3 separate regions of the Homo sapiens genome follow, and all the other regions are linked to region 1. The links are chromatin loops, found by intact Hi-C in ENCODE. Cell type or tissue: IMR-90. All regions are shown on one strand. Links, peaks and the distances in the headings refer to the core of each region. The heading gives the core; the rest is flanking DNA. Region 1 overlaps SLC38A4-AS1 (SLC38A4 antisense RNA 1). Region 2 overlaps SLC38A4-AS1 (SLC38A4 antisense RNA 1). Region 3 overlaps SLC38A4-AS1 (SLC38A4 antisense RNA 1).

Region 1 (11,136 bases), core at 954-8,953:
TAAAGTAATTATAGGACATTGCAAAACTACAGGGATAGATATCAACTCAAGTGAAAAGAAGCTGTTCAGTTCCGTAGCAAAGAGTTCCTGTCATCTCTATCCCCACGTCACTGGTGGCGAATGTTGGCATTGCTGGTATCATTACAGGTAAAAGGTCAGTCACATTCCAACTTCCTTAGTCTTTAGTATTTCCTGTGCAGACTAAAAATATACTGGGAGAAAGTTGGCTGAGTTCAAAGGGTAGGAGAAATCTATTTCGTCCTGAGGAGCAGTGGCTGCACTTTTTTCAGTGTTTAATAGTGGAACATTAAAATAAATGAAATTATTTAAACAACTCCAGACTGTTTAATTCAATTAAAAAGCATTCATTGGATTTTTGCTTATGAAGATGTTCCTGATTCTTTTCTGCCTGCTCTGATAATCTAAGAGTTGATTTCCATCCTCCCAATCCTTCTTGAATCTAGCAAAAAAAGTACAATTAAGAATAAATCTGGGTCTTTGAAAGAGTATCTTTTTAGCTGTTACAATTTTTAGAAGGTTAATTGTTAAATATGTCATTTGTCTGTAAGTGTGGCTAGTAATTTTACCAATTTTATTTATTTACTATATATTTATTGAATGCCTACTACGTATAGGACTCTCTTGAGCAGTCAAAGTTTTTCAAGGACGTACTCTGCTGAGGACAAATTTTTCTAAATTCTCACAGTCCCTATTTTACATATAGGGAAACCGACTGTTCTCTAGTCAGGAAAAAATGAGTTACCCTTGGTGACAGAGGGATCACCTGATCAGAGATCCACGGATGAGCCAGATGAGTTGTTTCTCAATCTACCCCTCTTCATTAATTTTCATGTCATGTGTGATTACATGACTTAGAATAATGTAAAATAGCCACAACACATAAAATATTATTTTAAATAGGTATTCTTAAATAATTTTAAATAGGTATTCTTAAATAATTTGACAATAATCTTATGCTTTGCCAAGTCTTTAAAAAAATACAAGTTTAGATTAGATTCTTTAAAATAATATGCAAAGAAATAAGAGATATAATTTAAAAAGGCAAGCTTATTTCTAAAGATTTTCAACTTTTTGTGTGTTGTTATTAACAATGAATAGTTTATTAAAGTTTTTAAGGAATCTATTTCCAGCTTAAAATCATAGAAAAAACAAGTAGGAGAATTCAGGAGTGTGATTCAGAGTTGCTTAAAGAGCATGCTAAAAGTCAACTTTTTTATTCCTTAGACTTGATATTCACAACACATTTCCTTAAATGTCAGCATTTTAGTTCAATTTATTTTTTCCATTCATAGTTTATTTTTCTTTTCAATTGCAAAGTAATACATGTCCAGTCTCATGATATAAAAATGGATAATATAAAGTATGTAGAATAGAAAACACCATAATAGCAACCCCCCGTCTCCCCCATCTTTCTACCAATTCCACCTGGGAACTCTTTATTGTTTATAGTTTGGGGAGTACCTTTCCAAGGCTTTTGTCTGAATTTGCAAGTAATTCTATTTCTAAAATGCGACTGCATTTTGTGAAGAGAATACTGCATACCCTCATCCCACTTTCATGAGAAAGACCCTGCAGGTGAAATAAAGAGTGGAAGGTAAGAGCAAATTCATATTGGATTAAATAAAATCTCCTCAGGTCACTTTTGTTTCTGGGATTAGCTTTAGAGTATTCTCATTGTCTGCATTGTCTGCTATGGGCTGAATTGTGTCTCTCCAAAATTCATATGTTGAACCCCTAACCCACAATGAAACTGAATTTGGAGATAGAGCCTATAAAGTAATGATTAAGGTTAAATGAGGTTATAAAGGTGGGGTCCTGACATGAGTGCTTGAGCTCTCTCACGCTTTCTCTTACACAAAGGTCATGTGAGCACACAGCATAAAGGCAGCTGCCCACAAGCCAGGAAGAGAAGCATCATCAGAAACCGACCATACTGGCTTCCTGATCTCAGACTTTCAGCCTCCAGAATGGTGAGAAATAAATTTCTGTTGGTTAAGTCACCCAGTCTGTATTTTGTTATGGCAGCCCAAGGTGACAAATATTGTTTCTCCTTGATGGCTGTGCATTTGGAGGGAGCCTCTGTGAGCCCTGACTTTCCTCTAGGAGCAGGTTGGGTAGGAAAGTAACATCGACCAGCTGAGTGTAGTTCATACAGATGTGGACCAGACAGGGCGTGAAAGGTGGAAGGAGAGGACTGGTCCCAAAGGCCAAACACCAAGACTGAAAGGCAAGCTTAGGAGAAATCGACACTGTTAGGAGGAATTGACAAAGTAAATCTTATGACAAATTTCAAAATTAAAAAATTTAAAAACCCTAATAGAAATAAAACGTCTCATTTGGATAATGTTTTAAATCTTCTAAGTGCTTTTCTATCTGTCTTCTCATTGGATCCTCAGATTAACGTTTGAAGTTAGAGTTTATAATTATTATTTATCTAAGCTTGTCAGATGAAGAAACTAAGAGCCTAATAATTTAATTAAATGACTTGCGTAAGTTTTAACAGCTAATTTGCAACAGAGTAAATCTTATGAAAATTTCAAAATTAAAATATTGTCATAATAATGCAGAAAGTCTATTTTGGGAAGGCTGGCCAAAATTATAATGGAAATTTTTTTTATTTAAAGGGGCCCTTATTAATTTGCAAGGCTTTGCTATGGTTACCCACATGCTAAAAACTCCCACATGTCCATCCCCCTCTGACTTCGGTGAGCTCCAGGCTCATATACCCAGTGCTTATTTGAAGCTCCTCTTGTATTCCTCATAGGCATCATAAATGGAATGCAGAGTTAGCCAGGACTGAAGAACCCTCAAAAAAGGCTGTGGAAGAGTCCCCTTGCTATTGCACTTCCCCTGATTCTTCTGACCCCAACCCTGGGCATGGTCACCATGGCTCATAGACATGAGTCACTGAGTGTATAGGTGTGGATCTGAGGGATTTTGGATTGGTTTCCAAGCTTGTTTATAGATTTGACTTCATAATGGTGATTTGTGTTTATTTCAGTGCTTGAGTCAGGAGGTTTGCCTGACATCCTGAAGACCAAGGTCTTCTCTGTGGAGAACTATCTAGCACATGTGACAGCTCTGAGAGTGTTTTTAAGAACAGGTTGATGTGTATGCTCTGTATTAATTTTTTTTTATAGATTTGAGGGTGTGTAGTCATCCATGCTCTTTTTGATCTTTGGATCTTTTGCTGCATTCTTAGTTAAGTTTGTAATCTACATTAATGGCAACAGAAGGGTAAACTGACTAAGAGGGTTATTACACACTGGTTTGTATTGCCAAGGGAGGCAGCACAATCCATTTTCCTGACGGTTTTGGCACGATCCTTCCTGGCACCTCAGAGATGGGCAATGTGATGTTATATACACTCTTGTGCTTGGTTATTAATCTGGGTGTTTTGGATGAACATAAAGTAAAACATGCAGGGAACCATTAATGTATTGTATGGGGAGGTGAGGTGGTAAATCATATCTCAGCTTCTCATCCATAGTGATTCATTGGGAACATTTTTCCCCATGCTTGGTTCCATGAGCAAATGAATGAAATTTCAGTCTCATGAAGATTTCCACCCATGAGCAAAATTTTATTAATTTTTTGCCTGTTCCAAATTACAAATTAGCTTTATTATTCTTGTTACTATTCAAATAGAACACCATACAATACATTCAGTTTCTCTACTTGATCCAATTTCTTTGAAAATTTAACAAATATAATCAAATAGACTAAGCATAACAATTTTTATCAAATTCCACATGGTATTTATTTGGATTGGTGTGTGTTATTTGGTAGGTCTCTATTTACCTATTTTGGAGGAAACCATTATTTCTTCCTTTTATTTTTATATATGCAATGTCCAATTTCAGAGTCTCATTTGCCTGTGAATTGAGAGAGTTCAGTGGACTCATGGAAGACTTGGGTTCTGGCTTTCGACTGCTTTTTTGCTTCCATGCATCTCTGATATTCTTACTCCTAGTAAAGATATCCTAGTAAAGATAACCTCCCACTAAGAGTCAGCAAACAATCAGCAGAAAAGATTGAGTTTCTCCCTTTCCAAAGCCAGTTAGTCAGTCAACAAACAATTCCTAAGTGCCCACCAAGCATTGAGCTCACCCTGGAGACACTGAGGCAGACAATCGTGATTGTGCAGAATCAGTTGGAACGAGGTTATCTGGATGGTGGTAAGGGAGACAGAATGAGAGGAAACAGAGGATTTGCACATAATTGATATTTTCAGTTAGATGAAAAAAATACATTTGAAGTTTGGGATTCAGCATCCCAAATCTAGAATAAGGGACCAGGAAGGCCCCTGCGTGCTTTATGAAGATCACTGATAGATTGTTACCGTGGGGCCCATGGGAGTATCAGCAGGAGGGCAAGCCACACAAAAATAGAAAAGAGAAAAAATGTCCCCAAAGTATGTATATAATTGCAGTTTTACACTTAAAAAATTTTTTCTATATATGCAAAGAAGGTATGTTTTAAAAAAGATTGATGATTGTTAGAGCCAGAAGTGACTTTAGGAATGCTTGGATTTAGGAATTTTCTAACTTTGGTGTACATCAGAATATCTTGGGAGTTTGTAAAAATAAATACCAATGCACAGATCCTAACCTGATGGCCAAGATCTGCTTTCCTAGGTAACTCTAAAATATACTGAGGTTTGAAAACCACTTATTAGTCCAGTTTTTATTTTACAGAGAAGAAAACTGGCATCCAGAGGGGTTAATATACTCACCCACGGTCATATCAATTCCCTTCCTAGTTTAATCTCTATTGGCTGTGTGCCCAGACAAGAAAAAAATGCATCCACTTTGGGAATTGTCCAGAGATAATTTTTTTTCCTGTCTTATGATAGAAAAGAAAGGAAATGTACAAGCAATTTGGGAAAAAATTACTACATATGTATTTGTGAGTATAGTTGCTAGACATATAGATATATATTGCAATCAGGTAGCATAGATTCAAGTTGCCCTGAATATACACTCCCCTTAGATATCTTTTATGGCTATAAAATTTTATGATAGATGAAACTATTAATAGATATTTTCTATTTTCTCATTTTTGCCTACAATTAAGAAAAAGATATTTATTTTTCGAACTATCCACGCCAGGGATTATACGGTGTTAGGCATAGTTAACTGAATTTCATCATCACCCCTAATATAGGTAAGTATGCCAGGCTTATTGTTTTAGATGAGGAAACAAAGAGAAGTGTCATACTTATCACATTAAAATATTAATAAATTTATTAGAATTATAATGGAAATGGAAAGTTCCTGACACTCTTGTTAGTGCTGGGCCTACAACCTCAGTTTTCATAAAAGATCTAGAGTTCAAGGTACCAAATTTTATCAAAATAAGTTTGGGTTTAAGTTCACCAACTCGCCTGTGGCCTACTCGTCCTTTCTGGCAATGATTAACACTAGTGTTTAATGCACGTTTTAAAGTGTGTTCTTTAAACTCTTTTACCAAACAGAACTTCCTTTTTATGTAATGAGTCAGCTCTCCGGGTATTTGTAGCCCGGGGAATTGCCTCTCCAGTGGTGGAGATACGGAGCCCAGCTGCCAGGGTAAACAGCCACTTCCTAATATAATTGCTCAGAAATGCTGGAGGAGAAAATGTAAGAAAAGAAATTGCTCTGTCTTGTAAACAGTCAACTGTGTTTTACAATAGCGTACCAGCACTCCAAATCATTCATCAACTTGAGTAACATGGCTGGATTTCACTGTTAGGTTTACTTGGTAGTCACATTAATCCTTCTCTTCTACATAATGTGCCAGATTTCTTTGATGACAAACAGTACACCAAGGGTCTAAATATGGTTTTAGGAGCAAGCTTTTAACCAGACTCAAACTTATCTCAGAGGCCATTTTCGCTTTCTCTCTTCTTGAGTGGGGCCAGAGCTCAAGTTTGACTCAGGACCATTTAGGGACTTTTTTCTTTATTTTAATTTTTCTAATGATATCATTACAAATTATTTTTTAAAATAGCAGTTAATTAAGATGGGAACTAAGCCAGAATCACATAATCATGGCCTGCAAAGAAGCTCCTAGGTTCATACATCAGTGATTTGAATTGTTCTGTTCCTCTCCGCAGGAGCAATGGTGCTGTTACCACTGTATGTGTGCTTTCTGTGCACACAAGAATGTTAAGCGTTCATCCAGAATTCATATTTATTTATTTATTTTTTCTTTTTTGAGACGGAGTCTGGCTCTGTCGCCCAGGCTGGAGTGCCATGGCTTGATCTTGGCTCACTGCAACCTCCACCTCCTGGGTTCCAGCGATCCTCTTGCCTCAAACTCCCGAGTAGCTGGGACTATAGGCATGAGGCACCATGCCTAGCTAAGTTTTGTATTTTTAGTAGAGACAAGGCTTCACCATGTTGGCCAGGCTTGTCTTGAACTCCTGACCTCAGGGGATCTGCCCGACTCGGCCTTCCAAAGTGCTGAGATTACAGACGTGAGCCACTGTGCCCAGCCCAGAATTCATATTTAGAGAAAAACTTTCGGAGGTGATTTCAACTGATCATTGATCAGTCTTCCCACAGTTGTATACTGTTAAGTGAGCTTTATGTGTATGTGAGTTGGCGGTATCTTCATTTAATTTGCTGGATATTGATATTTTTAACTTGTTAGCAGCTGTTAAAAAATTCAAAATGTGCACATACAATATGTTGAATACAAATATCCTTCTTTCTTTTATTTTCCAGCCATCTTATTCCTTTCCCAATCACTGTTACTCGTTTCTTATATATACTTATAGGGGTATGTTGCATATTTACAATCATATGCATATATAAGGATATGTGTATATATTTTTTAATACAGGTGATCGCATACTCTATACACTGTTCTGAACCATACTATTTTCCCCTTAACCATGTCTTGGAGATCTTCCCATCTCAATATTTAATAATATTGTCTTAATCTTCCACCATGGGACATTTAGTTATGTTTAATCTTTTGCTATTACAAAGATGCATTTTCATCTGTGGGAATATATTTATGGGATAAATACCCAGAAGTCAATTTCTGGTTCCAACAATATGTGTACTTTAAATTTTAGTGATTATTGTCAAATTGCAAAAGGTTACAATAATTCATATTCCCACCAGCAAAGCAAGAATGTGCCTGTTTCTATAAATACTTGCCAACACAATTTGTTAAATATTTTGATCTGCTTAAATTTACATCTTTTTTATTATGAATAGTATAGTGCCTATTTATAATCTAAGTCATTTGTTTTTTCCTTTTCTGTGGGTATTCCAATCCTTTGCCTTTAATTTTTTTTATTGATTTATAGTAGCTCTTTATTCAGGGAATAAATTAGTCCTTAGTTTGTCATGTAAAGTACAATTTCTTTTGATCTTACCTATGATGTTTTGAGGTATACAGAAACTTTTATTTTTTATGTAGTCAAATGCATTTAATATTTGATATTATAGCTTCTGAATTTTATGGAAAAATTTAGAAAGGCCTTTTCCACTTTTTTGAGGTTATGAAAAAATTCTTCAATCTTTTCCCCTCCTGGTACTCTTATAGCTTTATTTTTCCATTTTAAATCTTGGTGTTACAGGAAAGGGGTCCCGATCCAGACCCCAAGAGAGGGTTCTTGGATCTCACACAAGAAAAAATTCAGGACGATTCCACAGTGCAAAGCAAAAGCAAGTTTATTAAGAAATTAAAGGAATAAAAGAATGGCTACTCCATAGACAGAGCAGCCCTGAGGGTGCTGGTTGTCCATTTTTTTGGTTATTTCTTGATGATATGCTAAACAAGGGGTGGATTATTCATGCCTCCCTTTTTAGACCATATAGGGTAACTTTCTGACATTGGCATGGCATTTGTGAACTGTCATGGCACTCGTGGGAGTGTAAGCAGTGAGGATGACCAGAGGTCACTCTCGTGGCCATCTTGGTTTTGGTGAGTTTTGGCCAGCTTCTTTATTGCAACCTGTTTTATCAGCAAGATCTTTATGATCTGTATCTTATGCTGACCTCTTAGCTCATTCTGTGACTTAGAAAGCCTTAATTTGATGCAGCCCAATAGGTTTCAGTCTTATTTTACCCAGCTCCTATTCAAGATGGAGTTGCTCTGGCTCACATGTCTCTGACATTGGTGTAGCTGGAATTTTGGGGGTATGTAGAGTGAGGTAGGGATCCAGCATTTCCCACCAGATGGTTGTGAGGACCTTCAGCATGTCTACTGAGCTCTATATTTAGGTCAGCCCTGGGCTAGGCAGGGTGTGGCTGGAGAGCAGGTGTAACCCTGCCTTGTAGAGCTACACTGGATTCTGGAGGGCACATTCCATTGCCCGTGTGTCTGCAATAAAGGCACTGGGGGGCTCTGCAGAGATGTTAGGGGACTTATGGGAAGAGGAGAATATTGACTTATTGGAACAGAGTGGGGGTGAGTGGCTATGAGCATGGTGGTATAAATGGAGCAGTCAAGCATTTCAGATAAAGAAAAATAAGAACCTGCTTTTGCCATTGGGAATGAAATTAATGTCAATATTTTGTATCCCTGTTACCTCACTACACAGTGATAGAGGGCATTTAAAAATTTGATTTAGGACAACTCTGAACAGGTTTTTGAGGGTTTATGTTTATCTAACTTCAAATAAATCTAGTAATACTAACATCATCTTATGCACCTATAAATACAAGATTGGGAACTTCCAACAAATGCATAAGGCTCAAATGAGGGTGGTGCCAAAAGGCTACAACTTTGCTTTAGATTTTATACATTTGAAGGTCCAATAAGTCCCATAAAATGGCTATGTTTTTGTATTTTTCTTTTAGTCTGTGCTGGATGTTTGTTTCTTTCAGCTTTAAGTGTTCACAGGAGGGATGAAGTAAGATTCTTATTACTGAAGTCCTGATGTGTTAAACAGCCCAATTAGAGTAAGAGATTCTCCAGTCATTTCCAGGACATTTGCTGACTGGTGTCACTAGAAGTTCATGGGCTCCACCTTCAACTGGATCCTCTGTGCTGCCCCATAATCCGGCTTTCCTGGTCCGCTCCCTCCTCTGTTCTCACCTGACTGGAGTACGTATCTATCAACATTTTGCTTTTCCATTCCTGCGGTGCCCTGTGATGGAGAGAAGTTTTGGCTTTCTGATTTTTGGAAAACTAGGAACAGGCTTCTGAGGGTTTATGCTCATCCAAATGTAAATACAACCTTGTTTATTTTTTTTTTAATGGAGGCAATTCCACACATTCCCTACCCTCTCTTCATTCACAGCACAAGCTCTCCTTCTGTGTCTTAGAGAAAAAAGAGGCCATCAGAGAGGAGCTCTGGCAACATCTTGCTATAGAGCCTTGTAGTTTGTCTCTGCATTTACCTTTTCTCCCTTTCCCCCTCATTAAACAAGAGAGCATTCCTTCCTTTATCCAAGGCCAATCACCCCACCTCTTACCTGGATTTTGTCACCTCTCATCTTCTCAAGAACCCTGCTCCTTTAACTATCCTCTCTCAGTATATCAACTTTTACATCAGTATATAGTCACCCTCAGAATGTCCTATCTTACAAGTAAATAAATAAGCAGAAACATTGCCTTGACTGTGTCTTCTTCCCTCTGATTCATAGCCAAACTTCCTGAGAGTTGTCTATATTTACCTCTCCTTTACTCTCAGTCCTCAGTGTTCTATAAGTTCACTGAAATGATTCTTGCCAACATCTTTAACAAATTTTCAGTCTTTATTCTTCTTGAAGTTTGGGCCTTTTCACAACTGGGACCTCTCCCTCCTTCTTGATGTGCTCCTTTTCCTTCCCAAGACTCCTCTCTGGCAGCTCCTCTGGTGTCTCTGAGACTCTTCCTCCTGTGCCCATCTTCCAACACCAGGCTTCTTCGGGTTCCCTCCGAGCTTCTCATTTCTCCTGACATTATGTGAGCCAGCCTATGTCCAGTGCTTCAAGAACAACCCATCTGTGGTTAAGATCCTTGAATTTAGAGCCAGCCACATTTGGATTTTACTCTCAATTCCTACTCTTACATGTTTTGTTATCTGGACAAGTCACTTAACCCTTATAGTCTTAGTTTTCTCATCTTTAAAATGGGCACAACAATTCCTACTTCACAAGGCTGTAGTTGGGGGTAGATTTTATTAAATCAAATAAATTTTATAAAATCACTTCATTTATCCATTCAACAAACACATTGGAGTCTATATTATATTACAGGTACAGGTACTTTTTTTTTTTTACTGTGACATACAATAAATAATACAATTTATAATGCCACCTAGGACACACATACACAAGCAAATTTTCATTAAGAAATTCCTGGCTAGGTGTGATGGCTCATGCCTGTAAACCCAGCACTTTGGGAGGCTGAGGTGGATGGATCACCTGAGGTCAGGAGTTCGAGACTAGCCTGGCCAACTTGGCAAAACCCCATCTCTACTAAAAATACAAAAATTAGCAAGGTATGGTGGTGGGTACCTGTAATCCCAGCTACTCGGGTGGCTGAGGCAGGAGAATCACTTGAATCCGGAAGCTGGAGGTTGCAGTGATCAGAGATCATGCCACTGCACTCTTCAGCCTGGGTGACAGAGTGAGACTCTGTCTAAAAAAAAAAAAAGTGCTGAGCAAAGAGGGAAAAGCCCCTTATAAAACCATCAGATCTTGTGCAAACTCACTCACTATCATGAGAACAGCAGCATGGGGGTAACTGCCCCCATGATTCAATTACCTCCCACCAAGTCCCTCCCATGACACATGGGGATTAGGGGAATTATAATTCAAGATGGGGTTTGGGTGAGGACACAGCTGAACCATATCATTGGGCCTGATTAATCACCTTATTGCTGAATATTCCACCTGAGAGCTCTGTGGGCATTTCAAACTCAGCTTATCCTGTATTGAACATTCAAAGGTTGTTCCTCTTCTGTGCTTCCTATTTCAGTGAGTGGCACTACCATTTAACCTGATGTTCATTTTCCACTCCTTTCTCTCCCTCATTCTACCTTCCTATCAATTGCAAAGTCCTGTCATTGTCATTGTCCCTTCTAGATATCTGTAGAATATGTCCACTGGTCTACATCCTTGTAGGATATCTGTTTAATTCATAGACTCATAGTGGTTTCTTTGCTTAGTCTATTTTTTTTTACGC
Region 2 (11,136 bases), core at 1,237-9,236, 70 kb before region 1:
ACCTTGGCCTCCCAAAATAGGAGGCGGTTATTTTATATGGACATTAGGGAAAGACCCACAGGCTGATAAGGTCATATTTGAGCTAATAGAATTGAGGGAATGAGTTCTGTAGTTATCTAGAGTAAGAGAATTCCTAGAAAAGAAATCAAAGAAAGCCTTTTGAGCCATTCTAAGGCTTTGGTTTTTATTTAGAGTGAGATGGGACACCATTTTGGGGTTCTGAACAGAGTGATGGCCTAGATGCCGAGTGCTTTAAGAAAGAGGGAGTGCTAACTCATTTTATGAGGCCAGCATCATCCTGATACCAAAGCCTGGCAGACATACAACAAAAAAAGAGAATTTTAGACCAGTATCCCTGATGAACATCGATGTAAAAATCTTCAATAAAATACTGGCAAACCGAATCCGGCAGCACATCAAAAAGCTTCCCCACCACGATCAAGTTGGCTTCATCCCTGGGATGCAAGGCTGGTTCAACATACGCAAATCAATAAATGTAATCCATCATATAAACAGAACCAAAGACAAAAACCACATGATTATCTCAATAGATGCAGAAAAGGCCTTCGACAAAATTCAGCAGTCCTTCATGCTAAAAACTCACAAGAAACTAGGTATTGATGGGACGTATCTCAAAATAATAAGAGCTTTTTGTGACAAACCCACAGCCAATATCATACTGAATGGGCAAAAACTGGAAGCATTCCCTTTGAAAACTGGCACAAGACAGGGATGCCGTCTCTCACCCCTCCTATTCAACATAGTGTTGGAAGTTCTGGCCAGGGCAATTAAGCAGGAGAAAGAAATAAAGGGTATTCAGTTAGGAAAAGAGGAAGTCAAATTGTCCCTGTTTGCAGATGACATGATTGTATATTTAGAAAACCCCATCGTCTAAGCCCAAAATCTCCTTAAGCTGGTAAGCAACTTCAGCAAAGTCTCAGGATACAAAATCAATATGCAAAAATCACAAGCATTCCTATACACCAGTAACAGACAAACAGAGAACCGAATCATGAGTGAACTCCCATTCACAATTGCTTCAAAGAGAATAAAATACCTAATAATCCAACTTACAAGGGATGGAAGGACCTCTTCAAGGAGAACTACAAACCACTGCTCAAGGAAATGAAAGAGGACACAAACAAATGGAAGAACATTCCATGCTCATGGATAGGAAGAATCAATATCATGAAAATGGCCATACTGCCCAAGGTAATTTATAGATTCAATGCCATCCCCATCAAGCTACCAATGACATTCTTCACAGAACTGGAAAACAATTCTTTAAAGTTCATATGGAATCAAAAAAGAGCCCACATTGCCAAGACAATCCCTAAGCCAAAAGAACAAAGCTGGAGCCATCACGCTACCTGACTTCAAACTATGCTACAAGGCTGCAGTAACCAAAACAGCATGGTACTGGTACCAAAACAGACATACAGACCAATGGAACAGAATAGAGCCCTCAGAAATAATACCACACATCTACAACCATCTGATCTTTGACAAACCTGACAAAAGCAAGAAATGGGGAAAGGATTCCCTATTTAATAAATGGTTCTGGGAACACTGGCTAGCCATATGTTGAAAGCTGAAACTGGATCCCTTCCATACAGCTTATACAAAAATTAATTCAACATGGATTAAAGACTGAAATGTTAGACCTAAAACCATAAAAACCCTAGAAGAAAACCTGGGCAATACCATTCAGGACATAGGCATGGGCAAGGACTTCATGACTAAAACAGCAAAAGGAATGGCAACAAAAGCCAAAATTGATAAATGGGATCTAATTCAACTAAAGAGCTTCTGCACAGCAAAAGAAACTACCATCAGAGTGAATAGGCAACCTACAGAATGGGAGAAAATTTTTGGAATCTACTCATCTGACAAAGGGCTCATATACAGAATCTACAAAGAACTTAAACAAATTTACAAAAAAAAAAACCCATCAAAAAGTGGGCAAAGGATATGAACAGACACTTCTCAAAAGAAGACATTTATGCAGCCAACAGACACATGAAAAAATGCTCATCATCATTGTGCATCAGAGAAATGCAAATCAAAACCACAATGAGATAACCATCTCACACCAGTTAGAATGGCAGTCATTAAAAAGGAAACAACAGGTGCTGGAGAGGATGTGGAGAAATAGGAACACTTTTACACTGTTGGTGGGACTATAAACTAGTTCAACCATTGTGGAAGACAGTGTGGTGATTCCTCACGGATCTAGAACTAGAAATACCATTTGACCCAGCGATCCCATTTCTGGGTATATACCCAAAGGATTATAAATCATGCTGCTCTAAGGACACATGCACATGTATGTTTATTGCAGCACTATTCACAATAGCAAAGACTTGGAACCAACCCAAATGTCCATCAATGATAGACTGGATTAAGAAAATGTGACACATATACACCATGGAATACTATGCAGCCATAAAAAAGGATGAGTTCATGTCCTTTGTAGGGACATGGATGAAGCTGGAAACCATCATTCTCAGCAAACTGTCGCATGGACAGAAAACCAAATACCACATGTTCTTACTCATAGGTGGGAACTGAACAATGAGAACACTTGGACACAGGAAGGGGAACATCACACATCCGGGCGTGTCGTGAGGTGGGGGGAAGGGGGAGGGATAGCATTAGTAGAAATACCTAATGTAAATGACAAGTTAATGGGTGCAGCACACCAACATGGCACATATATACATATGTAGCAAACCTGTACATTGTGCACATGTACCCTACAACTTAAAGTATAATAAAAAATAAATAAATGAAAAGAAAATGCAGTGAGCCATGAGCATACTGTTGCTCTCCAGGCTGGGCAACAGAGCAAGACCCTCTCTCCAAATTTTTTTTGTTTTAAAAGGAAGAAAGTTTAAAAAAAAAAAGACGGAGTGATGTAGTGTGCCAGGTACTGCTGACAACGTGAGGGAGAGGAGGCCTGAGAACTGACTATTGGATGTAGCAACAGGGAGGTCATTGATGACTTTGACAAGAACTATTTTGATGAAGTAATGAGGATGAAAGCTATTTGGAATGGATTCCAGAAGGAATGGGAGTAGTTGGACTGGAGGCAGAGTAGAGACTACACTTTAGAGGAGTTTTACTCTAAAAGGGAAGAGAAATAGGGTCATATCTGAAGGAGGATGTGGAGCCAGGAGAGTTTTAAAGAATCTTTCAAGTGGAAGAAATTATGACAGCACATTTGTATGCTGGGAATGATCCAGTAGAGAATAACAACTTGATGATACAAGAGCAGGTGGACAATTGCTGGAGCAATGTCTTTAAGTCGGTAAGAAGGATGGGCACCAGTGCACAAGGGGCAGGATGGGTCTTAGCTCAGAGCCTGAGCTATTCAACCATGGCTACAGGAGGAGACACGGTAGGTGTTTGGACACAGAGATATATACATGGATTGGAACATAGGCACCCACTCTGGCTCATCAGGCCTCTTGCTGGCAGTTAGTACATTTGACAGATGAAAGTGTGGTCCGTGGTTCTTGTGCCATGTGCACCAGTGTGCTGCATGAAAGGCCAGCCCTCTCACTCTCCCCTCATGGGCACACACAGACATGGGCTCTTTCCAGGCCTTTCTTCTTGTCCTCACCACTTTCTTTTGGTAACATAGCATTGCATTTATGTCCATTCTGCAGTTTAAAAAATCTTGAGCTGAGACCAGCTTAGCCATTAACATAAGGTCACACACTGATAAATGTTAGATCAGTCTCTTCAGAGATTTGATGTCCATTCAGGTGCACAGGGTTGCCTTTTACCAGATGGAGGGGAGCTCCAGGTGTGTACAATGTGCACATGGCCTTTGCCCCATTTGCTGAGAAGGGGCTTGGAGCACTGGGGAGCCTTCTCTCCTCATAACCTTTGAGGGACCGCACTCTGACCACATTTTGCTGTCTGCTCATCCTCCTCCATCTTTAAGTCAGCACTCCGCTTTTCCCTTTTGCTCATTATATTTGGGGAGAAGCAGGGTTTATGTGCACATTCAGTTGCCCCAATCAGAGACTTTTTGAACCTGGAAAAAGCCATTGTAGGACTTCTGGGCTAATCCTCTCCATATCTACTCCACCTTCTTCATTTGCCTATGTTGGCATCTCAGGCACTATCTACTATCTACTTCTAGTACTTTCTACACTCAAAACAGAAAACATACACACATGTGTAGGGGCGTATACACACACACACACACACACACCCACACACACACGCAGAGCTGCTTTGTTCCCTTTTGGAAGGAGCTGTAAGAGAAAAATTGTGAGGGTTTAGCCTGAAAACAACTCTCCCTGCTGTTCCCAGGGCTGTCATTGCAATGATTATTTGGGCCGCTGGAGGCGGGGCTTTGGCATGCATCTGGCAGTCACTGTAAAATGCATTCCCCTTAAAATCTGCTACTTTATATTAGGTGAGCTGTACACTCCAAGTAGTAGGTGTTTTCTGTTATACATACATAGTGTATTAAGTCTCTGTAGATGATTGTCATGTTATGGCTAACCAGTCTGAACTCTTAATTATAATGAGGCATTATTAAAAAGGTTCAGAGGTATATAGATGGATGAAAATGGTGTTTCACATATTGAAATAGGAATCACTTAACCAAAGAATATATTTCGATGAATCTTAAACTTGCCTTAAAAACAGAAGAGGTTAAAAAGAATTTAGAAAAAATAAAGTTTTAGAGTGTTTGAGAATGTGTATATAAAATATTTTCAAAGCCATAATATGGATGCTCTTATGGCTCAGAAGCATGCCTACTAGAACACGTCTCGGAATGAGAGATGTTTAATTCTGTCACCTCCCAGAAAGTTTTGCAGGGTTTCTCACTTGAATTTGCTTCCCTTTGCAACCTCTTGTCCTGAAGGCCCCCTTCCCACCTGGAAATGCTGAGGCATGGGTGTGATAAGAATCAGTCATTTTGAAGAGAATAAGATGATGACTTTATTAACATTTCCATATATGCTGATTGTGTGTGTGGCGGGGTGGGGGCTGGGGTGGAGGCTTAAGGCAAAAGCTAGAATTAGTCATATGAATTATGGGCTTGTTTGGAGACTGGGCCGCTCCTGTTCCCAATCAGTGCCAGTAAATCCTGCAGACAGCTTCAACACCACTACTCTGTTTCTATCCCACTCATAAAATTCCATGCCAAGGTAAAAACCACAATCCTCCCTTTCTTGGTTTTTCATGCAAAAACTATTTTAGAATAAATTTAAATGTCAAACCTTGAAGAACTTTGAATAGTGGAGGCTTCAGCTCATTTAGTTCACAGCATAGCTAAAAAATTTGAAAAAAATAAGGATGAAAGTACTAACATTTTAGAGGCCTATATTTTTCACCGAATTTCAGTTCCAGAGGAAGACAAAATTGCTATGTTGGAAGAATAGGATAAAAGAAGAAATACTGAGAAAAGCATAAATGTCAACAGCAGCACTTTCATGCTCGGGAGAAGCCCAGAGGCCCCATGTGTGAATAACATTGCAATGGCTGCTTTATGCAGTATGTAAATAAACACAGTCCCCACACCATTTAAAGTATTCAGCACTGACCTAAACAGGCCTAGACATAAAATGCCAGTCCAGACAGACGTTTGTGAATATACACACATAACACATTGCAGGAAGAACTTGGTGCCTTTTTCCAAATATTTTATTATGTACACATTTCAGATTAGAAACACTTTCAGTGTTCATAGTCTGAGCAATGGAAAACATTTTTAATCAGTCCTAGACAGCAGGAAAACTTCCTGCAGGAGTTCTACAAGGTTTATTCTTCATTTAACAGATGTTTGTTTATAGTAGAAGGCAGGAAGCTGTATGGTATGTCTCTAGCTTCAAAGAGCTTAAAATGTGGTAGAGACCTTTAGGGGAGTTTGGTCATCAGGGAATTAAAGATAACTTTCATACAGCTATGTGAGAAAAGTATAAAATCATAAAGAACAAAGAGGAGGCCACAGTTATGATTCCAAAATGACAAACTAAAGAAGAACGCCCAGGCAAGAACCAAGAACCAACAATACCATGCAATAATTATTCTGGTGTCTCCTATGTTACAGAATGTGTTCCAATGAACTTTGAGAATCTAATGAAAGTAATGGGCCCAGAATATCCATATATCCTCAAACATTTGCACAAAATGTCAGGGATTTTATGTCCTTGACAATGTCTGAGTCCATGGGCTTTGTATTTTAAATCTTTTATAGTTACATTTACCATGGTTAATGTGTTACAACTATTTATACTCCTGTCTCCTCCACTAGAGTACAAGCACTTCTAGCACAGCAGTACATTATGTTGTATATTTTATCCACACCCCTTTCTGTTTTGCATTGTGCCTGATGCATAGAAGGTAGTAAAAATGCTGACCACTCACTTGCCTACCTACCTCAGTGTTCAGGTGTTAGGTTAATGCAGCATCTTCCAAATATCAGTCATTTGAGTAACACCCTCACAATTTTTGCAGTAGTTGCTTACCACCTGTATTATTTTACAAGATAATGGTTTTTGGTGATAGACAGCATTAAATACTATCAAATTTCAAAGTTGAGCATGTTATTTTCATTCCATTTCCTTTTAGCTTAACTCACACCAAGGAGGCAGTCCTCATTTAGTTCTGGTGTATCTTTAATATCTCTCTGACATTTGGGGATATTCCTTTGGAAGGAACACAGAGACTTTTGTAGGCAGGAGTATGGCTAGAAGTAAATAACATTACTTTGTTTCTTCTTTCATTGTGGTTAGTTTTATGGAAAGTGATAGTAATTTTCTATTTATGGAAGTGAGAAAAAATTTTTTTAACACTGACTTAAGTTTAAAAAAATGTTTTAAAGAAAGGCATCACATCAGCTATCTGTTGCTGTATGGACTACTTCCAAAACATACTGGTTTAAAAAACAATGACTTATTTTGATTCTATGGGTTGGCTAGGCTCTGCTAGGCAATTCTTCTCTCCATGAGGTCTGCTGGGGTCATTCCTGTGGCTCGAGAGTTTGGTTGAGGCTGGAAGGACCAAAATAGCTTTATTCATTGCTGTGGTCTGAATGTTGGTGTCCTCTCAAAATTCAAATGTTGGAACTGAAGACTCAATGTGAGAGGTGAGACCTTTAGAAGGCTCTGCCCTCATGAATGGAATTAGTGCCCTTATAGGAGAGGCTTGAGGGAGCCTGTTTGCCCCTTCTGCCACGTGAACATGCAGCAGGAAGGCTCCATTTATGAAGCAGAGCCTTCACCAGACACTAAATCTGCTGGTGCCATGATCTTGAGCTTCCCTGCCTTCAGAACTGTGAACAATAGATTTCTGTTGCTTATAAATTACTCAGTCTAAAGTATTTTGTTCCAGGAGCCTGAATGGACTAAGACACGTACATGTCTGGCAACGTAGCTGAGGTGGCCAGAATGGCTGCAGGTGGTCAAGCCTCTCCCTGTTTAGTGGTGTCTCATCACTTCCCAGTGATGAGAGACCACGTGGAGCTTTTTAACATCATGGCTGGCTCCAAAGACAGTAAAAAAGAAAAGTACAAAGTCTCTTAAGGCCCGGACCTAGAAGTCACAGTGCATTACTCTGGCTACATTTTGTTGATCAAATCAAGTAACAAGACGAGTCTGGATTCAAGGGGAAGAGAAATAGACTCAACACCTTTTTGGGGGTTTAATGACACATATGTTCAGAAATGGGAATAATCTTTGATAAAGATTTTACAAACAATCTACACAAATGGTTAAGTAAATAATAGGACAGGTTGTAGCAGATATGGCAAAAATTGTGAGGGTGATATTCAAATGACTATTTGGAAGATGCTGTCTTCACCTAACATCTAAATATTGCAGTAGACAGTAAGTTGATGATTTTTAGTACCTTGTGCTAAGCATTATACACAAAGGAGTTTTATGAAAAAGATAACATGGTACAAACTTGTCCTAGAACTTTTTACATTCTAGTGAAGAAGACAGATATATAAATAAATATAACACAATTACCATGATGCATGTTACAGTAAAGGGTTTGAAATATAGAGTGCTGTCATTTTATGTAAAAGTCTGAGTGCAAATGGATTTTCTTGGGCCCATGATTTGTAGCAGATCTCAAAAAAGTGTGAAACCCTAAAAGGACCTAAAAACACTGAAGAGACACGATGGTGTGAAGCACAGAGATCAAAGCTACTAACAGTAGTGGTAAGGAAAAGATTTCACGGAAGTGGTAACATTTAAAGGTAGGAAAGCGGGAGGATTGAGGAGGAATTGGCACGAGTTGGACGCCAGTTAGATGTGGGGAGGTGAGATGGATGTAGAGGAAGGAGAGGAAGAATTAGGAATGTGGGGGAATTGAAGAAAGGGAAAGGGGAACAAGTAATTAAAGGATGACAGTTTTCTAGCTGGGGAAAATGGTAGATGGTAGAAAATATAGGAGGAAGAATGGGTTTTCTAAGTACAGCTTTCCAGAATTCAGTTTTGTCCAAGTTGTGATTGAGATGCCCATGTGATAAACCAATAGACAATTGGGCATGCAGGTCTGGAATGTACCTATCTTGTGCCAGGCACTTTTATAGGAATTGCATATAGAGCCGTGAATATCCTAAAGATATTCACATTCTAGTGAATGTGAATACAAAATACAAATGTTATCAGAATTCTTAGATTCTAATGTGGTTGGCAGGGAGTGGGGGGTGGGCGGCGTGGAGACAATTAGTGTGGAAAAAAGCCAATATAAATTTTACCCAACGTTAAATACTAAGAATAAAGTAAATTTAATTAATGGGATAGAGAGGGTTGGGGAAGCTACTTTATCTAGAGTAGTATGGAAACTGAAGGCAGCTTTTTGAACTACAACTTAAAGCTGGGAAAGAGGCTGAGCCTCTTTAGCTTGATAAGGTAGGACAATTGTACCAGCAAGAGATTAACCTTTGTGATTTAACCTGGTGTCCCTCAGAGACCACATTGTTGTGAGGAACCCTTCCCCCAGCACCTCCACCCACAGACATCTTAATCTTCCCCATCTAGCAACAGAACCATGTGGAGCAGATAATGAGTATAAATAAAAATCCATTCATGTGTCCAGGACACCAGAGGAGTGGAAACTTCAGGGAGAGAGGAACTATGAGAGATAAGAAGAGAATGTAAGGAAGAAAATGGCAGGGGGAAGTCACTCACTGACCTCTGATGGTATGGACACAGATATGGGGCTCCCAAAAGTCTGGGATTGAGCCCCACTCCCATAGTTAGTATCGAGGAATGAGTTAGTCTAGAGATAACACTCCTCACCACACTTTGGATGTTGTACAAGATGGATTACATCACTGTCTGAGATGGGTTACCTCACTTGAACTTGAGTGAAGAGACTTGAGTGAACTTAGATTGTACAATATTCTGGGTTTTGGGTATACTGATTTGAGGTAGTGATAGGACACCATCTTCCCTCCCCACCCACTTGCACATGTCTAGACCCCTCCACTGGGGAAGATAGGGTGAGAACAGAGTTGTCTCTGGACCAATATACCACCAGGAAGACTTTGTCTCCTGACATCTCCCACTTCACCCATACTAAGGTAAAGGTATTCAATTTTTAAATAAATTGTTTATTATAATATTATTCTGATTTTCCAGTTATTTATGAAGATGCGTGCCCCCACCCCATGAAGAATGTGCACAGTGTTAAGTAAATCATTCTATTTCAGTGATTCTGACCACATCTACCTTGCCTGGTCCAACAATGTCTCTAGATTTAAAGTGAACAAGGATAAATTAGTTCATGATATGTATTGAAATGAAAGAATCTCATAAAATAAAACCTTCAGTGATTGGAACATATCATTTTAGAGCTTGTAAAGTTGTCAAATATTGGGCAAAAAATAATTTAAATGATTGGATCTATTATCTTTTTTTTTTTTAACCGTAGGTAGAATATTAGTTCAACACCACAGCCTTTGAGTATTACTGGATATTGTGGGCAGAAGTGAGCGATGTGGTAGCTTACTCATCACAGCTCTACACCTCTTTCTGATAGAAGAGGTTTGGGTTTGGGAATATTTTAGACCATTATTTTTCTGCCATTTCCTGTTGTCACCCTGATTCAATCTGTAACTGGGGTGTTATTCAAAATATATATGTTATCAGAGAGGAATTAATTCCTCAAACATAGGCACTCTATAGGACTCTAAAATGCTAAAAAGTACATATTAAAGAAAAGTTGGAGAAAATTCAGGATTGTTGGTATGGTGCTGCTGTTTTCCTTTAGCCCATTATTTGTGACCTTGACTATCTCAATTATGATGTAAATCCATGGAATCAAATCACTGACATGTTTATGATTCTTAGTTGCATTTGATAGTTATTTATACTGTAGAGGTGGCAAGGACACTTTTCCACATAGAGTGCCTCCTGTCAAGAGAAAATGAAAACCTTCCCGGAAAGTCTCAGAGCACTGGCAGGAGGCTTTGTGAAGTCCAATGGGGCTCTTAAAGTGGGAATCAGAACCATACTTTCCAAACTTAGTGAAGTGAAAAGATAAGGGAAAGATAGTAGTGTTGGGATCCCTTGTGTTGGTGAGAGAGAACGCTACTACTACCAGCAGTAATAATAATACACCCGGTGTTTCCTGTATTCTGGGGACTGTTCTAACACATTCCATGCATTAACCAATTCAATCTTTGCAACAGCAATTGATGTCATTAGTGTCTTCTTTTTACTGGTGAGGAAACTGAGGCCCAGAGAGGTCACACATCTACTAAGTGGAGAAGCTGGGATAGGAGTGAGTGCTGACAGGTGAATGTTACTGATTGTAAAAGTGAGGAAGATAGGATTTTTCTGTAAGTGAGAAAAATCACTTGAGAGAAGGTTGCTCCCCTGCTGAAGCCAATGTTGGCTCTGAGGAGGGCAGATGCCAGCCTCCTAGCCCCAGGCCTTACAGCTGCCGGGGCTGGGCCTCCAAATCTGAGAAGGGGCTCCTGACTAGGATAGAGGCTGCAGGGGCTGCTCCTGAGACTCCTGTCATCTCCAGCCTCATACATCCCAGAATTAGAAAATGTTTGAGCTGGAAGGATGCCTAGGGATACACTGAACTCCCTATTTTGCAGAAAGGGCCCCAAAGCAGCGCATAACTTTACAGGGATTATTTTTATTC
Region 3 (11,136 bases), core at 1,612-9,611, 51 kb after region 1:
TGGGGGATGGGGTACCAAAAAGGGACAAAAGTGTCCAGAAAGAGGAGGCTGAGAAAGCCAAAGACAGATGTGTTCTCTCACTTTGTTGTAATGCCTTAGCTGCAGCCTTGGGGATGTGATTCGAGAACCTCCAAATTTCACTGTGTTTATTCTGTCCATCCATTCCACGTTAATTTCACAACATTGTTTACTTGCTATGCTGAAGGCACTTACAGCAATACAGGGACATAGTTTCTGACTGAAGAATCCTAATTACTTAATCACATGTGGAAAAATAGTAATGTCGCTCATTTTGTGTAGTGTTTCAAAAGTTTTCAAGTTAATGATCCTAAAATTGCTATGTGATTATTTGTACCCTCCAGTCTAGAAAAGTATGTTATTTTCTCAATCACAAAATGTACTTTCTCAGTGTTCTTTTGGGGTTTAGCAAGTAAGTCAACATGATAATACTGAAACATTTCACTTTGTCAATTCTGTAGTATATTTATACACTGTTCTCAGTCATCTTTTCTTTTCTTTCTCTTCTTTCCTCTTTTCTTCTTTTCTTTCCTCTCCTCTTCTCTCTCTTTTGAACTCCCTCTGTCCTCTTTCCTCTTCTCCCTCACTCCTCTTCTGTATTACACCCTTTCTCTTCTTTCTTCTCTATAACCATCTCTCTGCCTCTCTTTCTATAACCCCTGTCTCTTTCCTTCTCCTTCTTTCCCTCTCTCTAAACCTGCCTCTTTTTCTTTCTTCTCCTCCCCCATCACCCTGTCTTTCTCCTTTGTTGCCTCTTTTCTGCTTTTGGAATTTGACCTCATTTGCTCCCAGTGCACACAGACTTTTGTGTGGTGAGGAAAAGGAGGAGTTTGACCCCAGGTAGCTGTAAGTTTACACCAGCCCACCCTTCATCCTACAGAGCATGAAAAGAATGCCACTTTTTAAATGTCCATCTATAAGTTAACTCAATTAGCTGGCTTGAGTTGTGTCTACTTTATTGGGTCAGTCACGTAGACCAGGGGGATGAGTGCCATGATGGAGCCCATCCTGGTTGTGGGCCCATCCTGGCCAACCATAGTTACTGTGATTGGCAATTCCACTAGAACTAACTGGGGATAGGGAGTGTAGTCTCTGCCCAAAGTGGGAGTGTTATTATCAGAAGAAATTGGGAAAGAGACACTGAACACAAAAAAGAAAAACAAAACAAAAACAAAATAAAAGGCATTATCTGTCTCCCCACCCCTATGTCCAGAATGCAATTTATACATCATAGGAACTAACAACGTCACAGGTAATTTTGTCTCTAAAAAATTCATGAAATACAAGCTAAAGGCTATGAATATTTATTTTCCTGCAGTCCTAAGCTATTCTCTCCTGTTGAATGTGGTAGCTAATATGTTCTTTAACACCTAGTGACATTCACTCTAATATAAAGAACAGTCCGTTACCATATTAAAAAGCAGCTTGTGAAAGCATCACAAAACATTTAAAGACCTCTAGAATAAACTAAGGGATCAACTCAGTTCAGCCCAAATATTTGTTGAGTGTATATTTTGTCCTAACATTACCAGATTAAATTATAAATATGTCAGGAAGAAAATAATAAAATGAATAAATGATACACATTTGAAAAGGAAGAGATTTGCTAAATGTATCTACAGCGTAAGTCCTTAGACTTCGGGTCCAATGCTGAGGAGTGGGAGAGTGGACATCCTCAGAAGGGATGAGCTCTGCACACCCTCCCTTGGTGTCTGAAGGAGGTGGTGGTGGTACCCCTTGGCCACCATCTTATATTCTTCCTCCTAGCCCTTCATATGTACCATGGTAACAAGACCTTACCCTCTCGTAGTTATCACAGGGCTGTTCAGCCAATAAAATGCTTTTCTGTGCACTGTCTCACTTGGTTCCACATCACTGCCCTGTGAGGGGGGCAGGAGAATCAGCATCAGACCTAGTGAAAGAAGGACATCCAGGGAAGTAAAGTGGCCTGTCCAATGTCACACGGATTATCAGTGAGAGAGCTAGGACTCCAATTGAACTTTTCTTAGTGCAAGATATGAATTTCGCCCACAATATGACTATAAAGCTCTCTTTCTCAGGAGAGGAATGGTGGAGAACCACGTCTTCCTTCCTCGAGTGCCCTTCCTCCCTAACTTACACTGGAGTGGTCTTATCAGAACTCTCTTTCACTGGTTCCTGATCTTCCCTGGCCTTCCACGTGCAGGTATCATTTAAGGCAGTGGGGCTCAAAGCTCATTAATTGTCACAATTCCCCTGGTGAACTTTAATACCTCTCCCAAACCCTCTTCACCTCTAATAATGGCAGAATCCTGGTCCCAACCCCTTCTTGACTTTGGCTAATATTTTGACCCTGTTGCAGGTCAGGATCTCCAGAAGGCAGACTCTGAGACATAGTTAGGACTGCAATAGGTTTATTGAGAAGTGATTGCGGTGAAAGAAAAAGAGCAGGATTGGGCACAGGAGCCATCAAATGGCATGCAGATCTGATAAAGTTCCTGCCAGTCCAGTGAAGAGTCCTGTAGCAGAGAGCCTGTTAGAGGAGCACTCATTGGGTGTAAATGGCCAGGTCCTGTACTACTGCCTTGCTCAGTTACTGTCTGGGCAAGAGTGTGACCTTGAGAAGAGTGTGACCTTGGCTTGCAAGCTGAAGAGGCTAACAGCTGGAGGTTGTCTGTTCCCCACAGCCCTGACAGATGGGCAGTGACTCTTCTCTTAAAAGCAGGTCTGAGCTGTACCTCTCCATCCATGCCACAGACGTCTTTTAGTACATTGATTAGTGTTGGTTAATTGTTTTATGTTTTTAGGTCTTACTCAGTAACTACAGTAAAACCTTAAGAGTCAGGACCATTAAAAAAACTCATTCTGCAAAGCAGCGCAGTAGATTTCCTATTAGGTTATAGGTTGAATAGGAGAAAAAAAATAATTGAGTGCCTCTGGAAAAAAAAAGATGTTGATCTTCAAAACATCCACAGAAGAGAGATAAATATTACCTCTCTTGGTAACTTGACATGTTGCAACTAAGAACAAATGATACACATGAGCTTTATTTAAAATTTAGTTAAGCTTCAGGCTTTTTGGTCTGTTAGATGGCAAATATTTAATGCACTAGTGGAAACAAATTCTTAAGGTTTATACTTTGGAAGATGAATAGGTCTAAGTCAGTCACAACTCTCAGATTTAGATTTGATTGACTAACAGGTACAACCTTGCAAAAGAAGCTGGCTGTGTTCTTGGGTGATGGGCTGGTCGTGATGCAGGTTACCAGCCCTTAGGCTTTTCTTTGTTTCCATGAGGGCTGCCACAGAACTGGCCCTAAACACTTCTGTAGCACTCTCAAGCTCAGGGAATGAATTCAGGGTCTGATGAGTGCCATCAGAAATACATCTTGCAGGAAGAGATAGTAATTGGAATAGTTGTGAATCTAGCCAGATACTTTGTATCATCCTTGTGCAGTATTACCACATGTTAGATCTTCCTGTCGTTATTTAGAAGTAACAGCTAAAGCAATCATTCCTACACACTTCATTTTGACAGTGCAAAAGCTTTAAAATATGTTTCCCTGATGGCAAAATATGCTTGATAACCAGAGAGAACTATCCTTTAAAAAGCAGTTTTTAGTGCACAAACAGCTGTCTTCCATTTTTGGCATACAAAGGGAACAACTAAAATGACTAATCTCACTAAGTATTACAATAAAAGTGCTGACAAAACCTTAACTATATACTTCACATCTTTAGTAGCCCTGTAATTACAGCTCCAGTTTAAAAAAAAAAAACAACAAAACAAAACCACAACAACTTCTAGAGCACATTTAATTGCTATTTGCACTTATCATTGTCTTTCTTCCCATAGGAGGGTTATACACTGACCCCCAATATCAGTCATTTATCTGTCCCGGAAAGGTAAATGTGTTATTGAATACGACATCTTTTTTTAATGTCATTTCTATTATCCTAGCAGATACTCTGGAGGATAACTAATAGTGCTTGATCAGAATTGGGGCTTGGACAACTTAGTAAATATCATGCTGCCATCTATACTTTATTAACTGTCAACCTGCATTGATTTTTATCTTTTCCTGTACAAATAAGTTTTGTGAATTGTGTATCAGTGAAGCAGAAGCCTAACAATAATCTCCAGGACATTATATTTAGAAAATGTTCATTTAAAAATATGTTTAGGGTTACCAAGGGATAAATAAAGGAGATTTTTTTTTTAAATCAAGTTTACCTCTGTATTACTTAATATATTTAGGAATTGTTCCTCAAAAAATCATCAGGGCTGTAGGTAAGTTTGCAGTCACATCTGCCTTTCCTAACATGTTTTCTTTTTTTCTTTTCTTGCTTTCTTTCTTGCTTTTTTTTTTTTTTTTTTTTTTTAGGTGGAGTATGTTGCCCAGGCTGGAGTGCAGTGGCGTGATCTCTGCTCACTGCAACTTCTGCCTCCCAGGTTCAAGTGATTCTCGTGCCTCAGCCTCCTGAGTAGCTGAGATTACAGGAGCATGCCACAGTGTCCAGCTAATTTTTGTATTTTTAGTAGAGAGGGGGTTTCACCATGTTGGCCAGGCTGGTCTTGAACTCCTGACCTCAGGTAATCCGCTTGCCTCGGCCTCCCAAAGTGTTGGGATTACAGGCGTGAGCCACCGCGCCTGGCTTCCTAACATGTTTTCATTTTCACATTTCCTCTTGGAATCCTGTAATGAGCTGGAGATGGGAAAAGGGATTTATGCTTCTGATCTTTTTTGAGACCCACTGGTGGGAGAGTAGGTGTTGTGACCAGTGTCTGTGGTGGCCTCTATAATTCTTAGTCCCACCTTGGACATCCTTGTTGGTTTACGGCATTAGGATGTTGGCCCCTCCCAGGAGGGCCTGTGGAGCCTATAGCCACATTCCTGCAGGTTGCAGCTGCAATGCTTAATCCTGCCAGTCTGACTGTACAAAGGACAACATCCTAAGGATAGTTAGGAGCACAGAGTCAGATGCTGGGTCTCCCACTTAGAAAGTGCATGACCTTGGGCAATTTTGCATAGCTTTTCTAATTCTTAGTTTTCTTACATGTATAACAGGGATACTACTACTACATCGCTATGAGAAAAAATGAGATAATATGTATGAAGCTCTTAGCACACTGCCTGGCATAATGAAAGCATTCAGAAAGTGATGGCTATATTTATTATTTTGACTAACAGGAGACTCAGACTACAATGCAGCACGTCCGGAAAAATGTTTAGACACAGGAAGCTATTCTGGAGAAACTGCTTACATTAAGATTCTTTTGACTGTAAAGAAACGAAACCTTGTTTGAACTAGCTTCCGCCAGAAGGAGACTGAATGAAAGTCATAGGGCAAAGATGAAAGGTAGAGTAAGCCTCACAGGGTGGGGCTGGGAGCTAGAAGGCACAGCTGGGCTACTCTATCTTTTCATATCATCGTGGCCTTCCCATCTCTGCCTCTGTCTATGCTTCTGTTCCCTCCCGCCCCGTCTTGACCAAATTCCTCTGCTTACTCACCTTGCGTATGACTCCAGTGGCCTTCCCGACAGCACTGATAGCAACTGGCTTGTGTGTGTCTTGATACACAATTTGTGAGGGTCTGATTGGCCCAGCTCATCTGTTTGAGCTGGACCACATGAGTCATAAGCCACTGTCTAGCTAACGGATTGAGTTCTCTTTGGTCAGTTGTTCATCATGATCCAGTCATGGCCCATGCAGTTAAGATCATATGGGAGGATAGAGCTGCCTCTTTCAGACCAGTGGGCAGAGCAGGTTTTCTTGAAAAGATTAGGAATATCTAGTACAGTTTTCCTGAGAGACTTGACCACCCTGCTGCTGGCAGTTTTGGTGATTTAGTCCTAATGACAAGGACCCAATTATGGAGAAGTAGAGAAGTCCTAAAAACTGGTGGTGTCTCTACTTGTCTCCCCAAATGTGGCTGCTGTCAAGGTAATTGCTCAGTGAAGAAGTGTTTCTCCATCTGTGCCTTTCAGGGCAGAAGGTCAGAATGGGAAGGACTATGCCAGATTTTTCCAAGCATAGGAAAGAGCAAGTAAAGAGACTGGGGATGGAGATGGGAGGAGGCTAGGGGTAGGAGATAGTTCATGTGGGTAAGGATGCTAAATCAGTGTGGCTAGCTTGTTGAGGAACTGTGACTCCTCAGGGAGGTCAGAGAAAAGCAGGCGTGGGAAGTCCTTTAGGCTCAGGGAAGTGGCTGACCCAAGAGGGGGAATACATTCTAAATTCCTCTGGCACAGAGCCCCAGGGGCCTGGTGTTTCTCTCTGTTCTGACAAGGGAGGTGGCTGTTTGCCTGGCGGAGCTGCTCACTGCAAGCTGCAGCTGTGCCTCATTCTCCCATGTGACATTGAGTTCTCTGGAGAGCTGGACCAGGGCAGCTGGAACAGGTTAGTAAAGACAAGGATTCCCCAGATGTGTAAATCCTAAACCAGACAAGGAGTTCTTCATGTTCTCCCCAAGGAGGAATGGTTTGGAGTCACTGACTACAGTTAAAATGCAAAAGAAGGTCTGTTGCTGTGGAGATATCTGGAATAGGGCCTAGCCCTTGAAGTAATTGATAAACACCTGAAGTCCTCGCTCCTGGTCTTGCCCAAAAGTCTTCACATTTTCACTTTGGTTGGGGGAGGTGGTAGCTTGATTATGACAAAGTCTCCTGGTCTCATTTAGTTGCCTTTTAGCAAATAATGTGACCCATTGTGCCAAGTGGATGGGAAGGGAGCTTCTCTTATTCCCTGGGCAGTAACCAAATGGTCTTAGACAAGAGAACCAGCAATTCAGGTTTTGGATCAGTGCTTTTGTGCCCCTTACAGAGAAGGGAGAGGGTGATGGACAGCAACATGGCGAGGAGGGGAAGTCCACAGAAAGCAGTCGCCAGCAGATTGAAGCAATGATAATTAAAGTAACAACAATAAGAGGTACCATTTATTTAGCACCTACCATTAGGCCTTTGCACACATTTATTTCTCCACAAGCCCTGCAAATTAGCTATTAAAATATCTGTTGTACAGATGAAGGAACTTAAAGTGATTAAATAACTTGCCCAAATCCAGACAGTGGCTAAATTGGAGTCTGAGACTCAGTCTATCTGACACCAATGTCCATGGAAGTTCTGCTACCATTCGCTGATTCTCCAGATTGAGATGCTAAAAATAATAAAGAGGATACAAACAATTAAAAAATGAAAGAAGTTTCACTTAGAGGTCTGGATGAGAGAAAGAAAGAAGACGAGACACTAAGCCAGAATGGGAAGAGAGAGGCACAGGAAGGGCAGCCATGGTCCGGGATTTGAGGATAGCATAGATTCACTGAAAAGTTCAGGTCGTCTGGGTTGTCTGGGCATGTGGGTTTAGGACCCCTTTGCTAGGGAAAAGAATAAAGCTCAGTTGGAGGGTGCCAAGAAAAGGTGGAAAATAAATCCATATACTTTTCCCAGGATTGTCTACATTCCAGAAAAGTTGAAAAGGAGTGTTCTTTAGAGTCCAAGAAGAAAAATCAGCAAGAAGAAAAATGCCTTTGGGCATTTTTTTTTTTCAAAACTAAAAAGCAATGTATTTATCTTTGCCAGCATTCAAGTAACTAGAAGTATTCTGGATGGGGCCACATTTCAAAAAGCTCTGAGTAGGCGCACAGGTGCAATGCCAAATGCAACAGCTGAGAGGCCACCTCCCCACCCCGCTGGCCCTACCCCCTGCTCTGTCCCCTCCAGAGTAGCAATGCTAACAGCTGACCTACCGAAACATGCAAATCTAATGTTACATGACAGGGACTAATCCATGTGTGAACTTCTGAAAAGTGAACTCTTCTCTTTTGGGCACTTCAGATTTTCATTGGAAAAATCATATTGTGTTGAGAAAAATTTCTAGAGACATCTTTGTGTTCTGCTAATTAAGTAGAAAAGTCCTAAATTTCTCTATTTGTCAATCTTTATGAAGGTTTCCCCAGAATATAAGTCTCTCCATTGGGAATACAATAAGTGAGGAGAGCTCAGGGACTGAAGTTTTCATCATAAAGAGTGATGTCTTACTACAAAGAGTGTCAGCAAAATCTTAAAACACGTTGGTTTATTTTTAATGGCAAGACAGTCTCTATATATGATCATGACGCCTCCAACTGTATGAATTGCTACACAATGTGCCATGTTCCTTTGTGACTCCAGGGATGAGCTTATTGAGACATGGAGCAGTGTACAATGTGAGGCACATCATTTTCTAAACTGTATTCTGTAAAAACTACTCCCAAGATAAGTTCTTTGAAAAGAGGGTATCATAGTTAAATCAAATTGAGAATTGCTGCATATAAAAAGATAATCTCTTGCAGGTTCATGATATGCCCTCTTTTCCACAGAGCCTAGACCAGGTCTCAGAATTCTTTCAACGTAGTGCTCTAGTAAGCTCTACTAATTGACTGGTTTTGGTAGAGGAATGGAAACTACTTACCGTCCTTTTTCTACTCTGGCCTAGTAAGTTTAGAAGCACTTAAAAATTGAATGAGGGCAAAATCAGGGGCTGCTCTGTGGCTTAGGACACCAGGGAAGCTATAAAAGAGAGTGCTAGCCCTTTTGTCTAAAGTCTTGTGTGGGAGAGTATTATTTACCAACTGAATCTATAATAGTAGAAGTTTTGTTCTGATAATGGGTTAGATAACAAAATGCCTTTGGGTGTTCCTGGGTACAGAGAGAGCTGGGCTTCTTAGCAAAAGCAGTTAACCAGGAGACAGGTAGACAACCCAGCAGGTAGTACTGCTACAGAATGCAATGTATGAATACAACTTTTCTCCAGGAATTGTATGGAATACTGCCACATCAACACACTAAGGAAGAAAAATTGCATAATTATGTCAATAGATTCATAAAAAGCATTTGACAAAATCCAACAGCCATTCATGATAAAAACTCTCATAAAACTAGGAAGAGAAGGAGAACTTCCTCAACTTGATAAAAAATACCTGCAAAATCCCTACAGCTAATGCCATACTTCATGCTGAGAAACTTAAGCTTTCCCACTGAGATCAAGAACAAGGCACGGATATTCCTTCTCACCACTGCTTTTCTCAATATCATATTTGAAGTCCTGGCTAATGCAATAAAAGAAGAAAATGAAATAAAAGATATATGGATTGATCAGGAATAAATAAAAGATTGCTCACAGATGATATGATTGTCTGTGAAGGAAATCTGAAAGAATCAGCAAAAAATAAAAATAAAAATAAAAAAAATCCTGGAACTGAGTGATGATAGTAAGGTTGCATGATGCAAGCTTAATATTCAAAAGTCAATTGCTTTCGTATATACTAGCAATAAACAGATGGAATTTAAAATAAAAACACAATACTATTTACATTCGCATGCAAGGAAATGAAATACTTAGATATAAATCTAACAAAATATGAACAAAAGCTCTATGAAGAAAACTAAAACTCTGGTGAAAGAAATCACAGAAGAACTAAATAAGTGGAGAGAGATTCCATGTTCATATAGAGAGCCCAGAAATAGACCCACATAATACAGTCAACCAATCTTTGACAAGAGCAAAGGCAATACAGTAGAGCAAAGATAGTCTTTTCAACAAATGATGCTGGAACCATGAACATCAATATGCAAAAAAAAAAAAAAATGAATCTAGACACAGTTCTTACACCCTTCACAAAATAAACTCAAAAGAGATCACAGACCTAAAAGTAAAATGCAAAACTCTAAAACTCCTAGAAGATTAACACAGGAGGCAATCTACATGACCTTGGGTTTGGCAACAATTTTTTTTTTTATATATACACCACCAATGGCATGATCTATAAATGAAGGAATTGGTAAGCTGGATTTTAGTAAAATTAAAAACTTCTGCACTGCTAAGAAAATGAGAAGACAAGTCACAGACTGGGAGAAAATATTTGCAAAATACATCTTTGATAAAGTACTGTTATTCAAAATATACAGATATATTTTAAACTCAGCAATAAAAAACAAACACCTCAGCTAAAAAATGGGCCAAAGAACTTAACAGACACCTCATCAAAGAAGATATACAGATGGCAAATATGCATGTGAAGTGAGGCAGCACATCATATGTCATCAGAGAAATGCAAGTTAAAACAACAGATACCACTACACGCTTATTTAAATGTTCGAAATCCAGAACACTGACAACACCAAATGCTGGTAAGGATGTGGAGCAACAGGAACTCTCATTCATTGCTGGTGGGAACACAAAATGGTGCAGCCACTTTGGAGGGCAGTTTGGCAGTTTCTTAGTAAACAAAACATACTTTTACTATACAATCTGGCAGTCACTGTCCTTGGTATTTGCCCAAAGTAGTTGAAAATTTATGTCCACACAAAACTCTGCATAGAGATGTTTGTAGAAGGTTCATTCATAATTGCCAACACTTGGAAGCAACCAAGATATCTTTTAGTCGGTGAATAGGTAAATAAAATGTGGTACATCTAGACAATGCAATATTGTTGAGTGCTAAGATGAAATGAGCTATCAAACCATGAAAAGACATGGAGGAATCTTAGATGCATATTACCAAATGAAAGAAGCCAATCTGAAAAGGCTACATACTGTATGATTCTAACTATATGGCATTCTGTAAAAGGCAAAACTATGGAGATAGTAATACGATCAGTGGTTTCAAGGGGTTAGTGGGGAGCATGGGATGAATAGACAGAAAAGAGAGGATTTTTAGGGCAGTGAAACTACTCTGTATGTTGCTATCATAATGAATTCATATCATACATTTTTCAAAACCCATAGAATGTATAGGACCAAGGATAAACCCTAATATAAACTATGGACCTTGGGTGACAATGTAGGTTCATTGATTGTAACAAATGTACCACTCTGCTGGGGGAACGTTGATAGTAAGGGAGTGCGTATGTGTGTGTATAGGGGAGGAGGGAATATATGGGAAATCTCTGTATTCTCTGCTCAATTTTACTGTGAACCTAAAGCTGTTCTGGAAAATAGTCTATTTAATAAAAAAATATATATTTAAAAATATAATTATTATTCTCATACACATTCTTTGTCCTGTTTTCTCATTTCTTTTTCTAGCAATCCTACTAGTCAGGTATCGAACTTCTTAGCTTAACCTTCTAATTTTATTTCCTTTTCTTTCCATTTCCCAT

Evidence for each region. Peaks named below come from ENCODE experiments on the same cell type or tissue, not always from the same donor. Only the 100,000 strongest peaks of a DNase experiment are listed, where the experiment ranks them.
Region 2: it touches region 1 in a loop (2.4-fold over the local background); 7 of 110 quality-filtered maps call a loop at or near these places.
Region 3: a loop joins it to region 1, with 2.9 times the contacts of the local background. A loop is called at or near these places in 23 of 110 quality-filtered maps.

The regions. Positions count from the first base shown.
Region 1 is chr12:46,468,272-46,479,407 of GRCh38, forward strand. It overlaps SLC38A4-AS1 (SLC38A4 antisense RNA 1), which reads left to right. Exons shown (of 4, transcript NR_125380.1): 3 at 1,882-1,991. All of the region lies in intron 1 of LOC124902923 (a long non-coding RNA gene), which reads right to left. Among named protein-coding and RNA genes, the nearest start is that of SLC38A4-AS1, 90 kb to the left of the region's middle. RefSeq lists a silencer at 2,187-2,236 and an enhancer at 5,552-5,751. In IMR-90, for the core only: no CTCF peak of the experiment used is centred there; DNase peaks (open chromatin) are centred at 2,970, 4,800 and 5,570; H3K4me3 peaks cover 247 bases; H3K27ac peaks cover 3,705 bases.
Region 2 is chr12:46,397,562-46,408,697 of GRCh38, forward strand. All of the region lies in intron 2 of SLC38A4-AS1 (SLC38A4 antisense RNA 1), which reads left to right. Among named protein-coding and RNA genes, the nearest start is that of SLC38A4-AS1, 19 kb to the left of the region's middle. In IMR-90, for the core only: a CTCF peak has its summit at 4,354; DNase peaks (open chromatin) are centred at 3,000, 5,110, 5,540 and 6,960; H3K27ac peaks cover 2,814 bases.
Region 3 is chr12:46,518,747-46,529,882 of GRCh38, forward strand. All of the region lies in intron 3 of SLC38A4-AS1 (SLC38A4 antisense RNA 1), which reads left to right. Among named protein-coding and RNA genes, the nearest start is that of SLC38A4-AS1, 140 kb to the left of the region's middle. In IMR-90, for the core only: no CTCF peak of the experiment used is centred there; DNase peaks (open chromatin) are centred at 5,605 and 6,275; H3K4me3 peaks cover 1,087 bases; H3K27ac peaks cover 4,930 bases.